2 separate regions of the Homo sapiens genome follow, and region 1 is linked to region 2. A link is a loop called in an ENCODE intact Hi-C map of the cell type or tissue named here. Cell type or tissue: CD14-positive monocyte. All regions are shown on one strand.

The links. A loop is a pair of places that touch in the nucleus more often than their neighbours do. Peaks named below come from ENCODE experiments on the same cell type or tissue, not always from the same donor. Only the 100,000 strongest peaks of a DNase experiment are listed, where the experiment ranks them.
Region 1: a loop joins it to region 2, with 4 times the contacts of the local background. A loop is called at or near these places in 3 of 110 quality-filtered maps.

Annotation. Positions count from the first base shown.
Region 1 is chr7:143,125,069-143,127,568 of GRCh38, forward strand. No RefSeq gene overlaps it. Among named protein-coding and RNA genes, the nearest start is that of PIP, 5.8 kb to the right of the region's middle. RefSeq lists a silencer at 1,034-1,234. In CD14-positive monocyte, no CTCF peak of the experiment used is centred here; a DNase peak (open chromatin) is centred at 1,163; H3K4me3 peaks cover 1,519 bases; H3K27ac peaks cover 1,614 bases.
Region 2 is chr7:143,204,954-143,207,453 of GRCh38, forward strand. LOC124901764 (a long non-coding RNA gene) reads right to left here and starts at 1,761. Exons shown (of 2, transcript XR_007060567.1): 1 at 1-1,761. In CD14-positive monocyte, no CTCF peak of the experiment used is centred here; a DNase peak (open chromatin) is centred at 1,178; H3K4me3 peaks cover 1,039 bases; H3K27ac peaks cover 929 bases.

The DNA of each region.
Region 1 (2,500 bases), 80 kb before region 2:
TTCTTTTGAGCTCTTCATGGCTTATAGCAATAGGTAAAGTAAACTTTCGTGAGCAAATTGAGACATTTACCTTTCTCTCTACCTGATTTCTCCAGAATTTAGAAGCTATTCAAGAACATTATTATTTCATGGCAATATTGTTATTTTCATGAGTTCAATAAGAATCTGTTTTTCTTTGTAGCAGGACACAATTGGAGACACTGCCTATTCAAGGCTTTCACTGGAATGGCATATTTTCAGATACAACAAGGAGAATTTCTGAAACTAACTTTGGGAGAAACTTAGTTTATAGTTTAAAACACAGACAGCCCTTTCCCAAAGCAGACCTTCTTGCTGGGGGACAAGATTGCCTTTGTAGGACTAACATTAGCCACAAGATAAGAAATTATCTTGTGAGACTGATTTGAGTAATAATAAAACTCCAGTCTCCCATACAGCCTGCTCTGCATGAATTACTCTTTCTCTATTGCAAGTCCTGTCTTGATGAATTGGCACTTTGTCTAGGCAGCAGGCAAGGTGAACCCCTTGGGTGTTTACAAGGACAGCTTCAACCCATATGATTTCACCTCCAACCCAACCAATCATCAGCAAGCATCCATTACCTGGCCACTGCCACCCTTTCCCTAAACTGGCTTTGAAAAAATCCTCTTAACTATGAGCTTGGAGGAGATTGATTTGAGTACTACTTCCATGTCCCACGTGGTGTGGCCAGTCTCAGGTCTATTAAACTTTCTTTACTGCAATGCCATGGTCTTTCTTTGTGCAGCAGGCAGAAAGAACCTCTCAGGCAGTTACAATTGAAAAACAAGCAAAGGCTTGAATAGGCACCTCACAAAAGAGAATATATAATATCCAGATGACATATAAAAAGGCTAAATACCACTAATAATCACAAACATTCAAAGTAAATCACAACAAGCTCCACTACATATCCACCAGAAAAGCCAAGATTAAAAGTATTGACAATATTAAATATTGGGAAACTGTTGTGCAGTGTATAAAATGGCACCACAACTTTGGAAAACATTTTGATATTTTTGTGAAAATGAATAAAATTTAAAATCTGTTAGAACACTGCAAACTCCTTAAACTTTGAGAGAGCTGCTACTGTGATCTGAGTCATGTAGCATGTTTTGCAATTCTGCTTCTTAGATTACAGCTTAACCGTCTTCCTCATTGTTCTGGTTCTGTAAATGACTAAGAAAGACCAGAGAACAGACTTCCTCCTTCCAATCACTGATATTTATTCTAGATTAACTGCTTCCTCTATTGTTCTGTACCTAACTCAGACCAGATTGCATCCTCAAAACAGACCCCCTGAGGGTTACATCTTCAGTGTGGAATGTTAGAGATATCTTTCCAGAAAGAAAAAAAACACCTCAACTAATCAGATCATTGTAACTATGCATTAAGCCTTCCATAGAAAGGTGTTGAAATTCTGCTAAACTTCCCTGAACTTTATCTGTATAAATGATCTGAAACTTTTATACTTTGGAACACTGACTTCCATTCTTTGGAATCTGTGCTTGCTGGTGGGTACATCCTCAAGCACTGTGCTTGAATAAACTCTCTTTCAACTACACTCTGATGTTTTTGATTATTTTAGGATGACATTCTCTATAAAAAACACAGATACACATACCACATATGTAAAGGAACACAGCAACTTACCAAATCTGTTTCCCTTTCCTCCTAAGCATACAGGTATGCTAAATTTCCCAATCTCTCCTGCAGTTTGATTTGGCTACAGGACTAAGCTGTGGCAACGGGGACAAAGAATGAATGACATTCTATGATTTGGAAGCCACTTCCAAATCTTGCCCATTAAAAAAAAAATAAAACACTCCATAATTCTCCATTCTCTCTTTCACCTCTTAAAAGCTGAATACTAATACCTGAAGAAAACAAAACTATTTCACCCAAAAATATACTCCTTTGACATACTTTGAGATGGCTGTTAGAGGATCTGCAAACAGAAGCAGTGCTGCAAAGCTGTCTTTTGTGGGGAGATTTGTGTCTCTAGAGAATCTGCATTGATGCAACAGGCTTTTCCTGAGGTCCTCCCTTGCAGATCTAGGAAAGATTAACTGAGAGTCTGATACCTTTAAAGGTCTGAAAGAAACATTTACCTATTCTCTCTGAGGGCTACTATCTGTGAGATTTCACCTGCATAGTGAGGACTAAGCTCTGTTTTTGTGTGTGTGTATTTGTTTGTTTTAATCTTGGCCAAATTCCTATCTAAGGGGTCTGGAGACCATAAATGCTCATCAGATGGGTTTTATTTTAACCCTGTATATGGTGACTTACTTTCCAATCTGACTCTGGCATAACAAGGAAGAAAATCAAAATGTTTTACCCCCAAATACATTTCCTTGCCATGCCTTGAAATTGCCCTGCAAAGTCTCTTGTGGGAAAAATCCACATTCTATAGAGAATCCCCTTACTCCTTTCTTTTCCTTCCTTCCTTTCCAGATCCAGGAGATAATCACCTATGAGCCAG
Region 2 (2,500 bases):
GTAGCATCTCCTTTAGCTCAACCTAACTACAAGGAGAACGAGAAATACAAGGAAGTCCCTGCCATGTTTGGGGAGCATTTTTATCTCTGCCCCAGCATCTCCCATTTTCTGCTGAACTAAAAACCTTTCTCTTTCTCAAGATATGTGGAAAAGGAAAAGGAGAAATAAGGAATATCTCTTACTTTAGTCCTTCATTTTTCTAGCTTCCCAACTCTCCAACTCAGACTCTCGCTCTGACCCCCAAGTCAAATATGGCAGGTAGCACTGCCTTCTTTAGGGGTCTTCCAGATTATGCTACCACCACCACCACCACCACCACTCCACTTTTCAGAAACATGTGGGTTTCCACTTGTCAAAAATAAAACAACCCTCTTGATCATTATAGACTTGGGGTCTTGGCTAGAGAACAAATGAAAACAGAATTAAGAACAAAGAGGCGGGGCATGGTGGCTCAAGCCTGTAATCCCAGCACTTTTGGAGGCTGAAGCAGGTGGATCACGAGGTCAGGAGTTCGAGACCAGCCTGGCCAACATGGTGAAACCCCATCTCTACTGAAAATACAAAAATTAGCCAGGCGTGGTAATACTACTACTAATAATAATACTAATAATAACAAAGAAAAGCAAATAGTTAAGTATTTAAACATTTTGAATTCCATAAATATTGATCAAGGCCCAGTATATACCTAGACTCTTTACATTTAATATTCACTATACCCATCCAAGTTCCGGGCACCTTATAATGCACACATTTGCAAGCCACAGCCCAGCACAAAGGGCACTCCCTAAATGAGAGCAACCACAATCCCTCCTGAGAATCGCACGATGTAGAGATCCACCCTCTCTCCCTTTGAAAAAATACGACCATGGAACATAAGGCTGATCGCATCAAATATAGGAACAGAGGAGGGAGGACTCGCTGCTGGAGGGAGATAAAGCAAGTAGTCCCAATGCAGACAGTAAATGAAGGTGGCACAGGGTTCTCTGGCGTTTGTTGTATTGATGCGCCCAGCGAAAGGAAATTTGGCAGCTCTTTAGAGGTAATCTGCCTTACAAGGGACCGTGAGCTGACTGGCAAGCAACAGAGTTGCTATGCCATCATCATGGTCACATTTGTTACCCTCACTTGCGGAGGAAGAACAGTCACATTCCTCCCCACCGCAAACGTCCAAAGAGATCTGGCACCAAAGAAGACTTCCTGCTTTCCTGCCACAGCCCAAAGCCTCAGAGTCCCCCACAGATTTCACTTCCTCCATAACCTCAGATGCCATTGCTTGTAGTAAATCCATGTGATAGTGCACAGAAGCACACACACATACAGGGAGGTCTTCATTTCTTTCCTCCCTCTTTCCTTCCCTCATTCCTTCTCTTCCTTACCTCCTTCCTTTCTTTCCACTTTTCTCTCTTCCAACTTCCTTCCCTCAACCAATTTATTTATTGGTAGCCTAACACATGGACAGGCATATCTCTTTAATTTAGAAGATAAGACTTTACTACATGCAATTTAAAAGTAAAATGCACCTGTCCCCAAATAAACAGGGACAAATACATGGAGAGAGACAGAATTCAGCTTCAGTTGCATACTTCTGCCCACCACCTGAGCAAAACATACAGCTACACAGGTTCTTTCCTTTGTCAGATAATTCTAGCAACTTTTTGGCATGAAGATAGCATGCACCCACAGAGCTAAGTATATAAATGCTGTCTTACTTCCAATATCTGCAGTGAACCTGGAGTAGAGCTTTCACAATTCAATCCTATTTAGGACCTAGAGACAGGTTAATTCTGTTTAACTCTTATCACTCTTCCCTCCCTCCCACCCACCATGTCAGTCTCTTATGTGGCTCTTCTCTCTGGACCTGAAGCTCTGTTGAGGATTGAGCCCAGTTCTCCAGCTTTGCATTTCCCTCAGGCCCTATACTAATGTGGGAGGCACAAAATACCTATGTCTTATTGCATTATCTTCATGACCTGCTGCACTTTATCCTGAATATTCCATTCCATTCAAACAGATATTCCAACATCTTGTTCCCTTCATGTAACACACAACCATTTTTGGTGCTCCATAATCTTCTATCTCCCCAATGCCGTCCCCCCCGCAAAGAAAGAAAAAACAAAAACAAGCAAAAGACCCAAATCACTGTATCTCTTTTTATGGAAAAATTACAACCAGAATATATTTGCCACTTTTTAATTGATGACCTAAACAGGTAAACTCTGTAAAATATTTGCAGAGATTTATTCCGAGCCAAGTATGAGTGACCGTGGCCCATGACACAGCCCTCAGGAGATCCTGAGAACATATGCCCAAAGTGGACAGGCTACAACTTTGTTTTATACAGTTAGGGAGGCAAAAGACATCAATCACTAAAACTTAAAGTGTAATAAAAAAAAAAAAAGAAAAAAAAAAGACATCAATCAATATAAGATGTATATTGGCTCAGTCCAGAAAGGTGGGACAACTGGAAGGGGGTGCTTTCAGGTCATAGGCAAATTCAAAA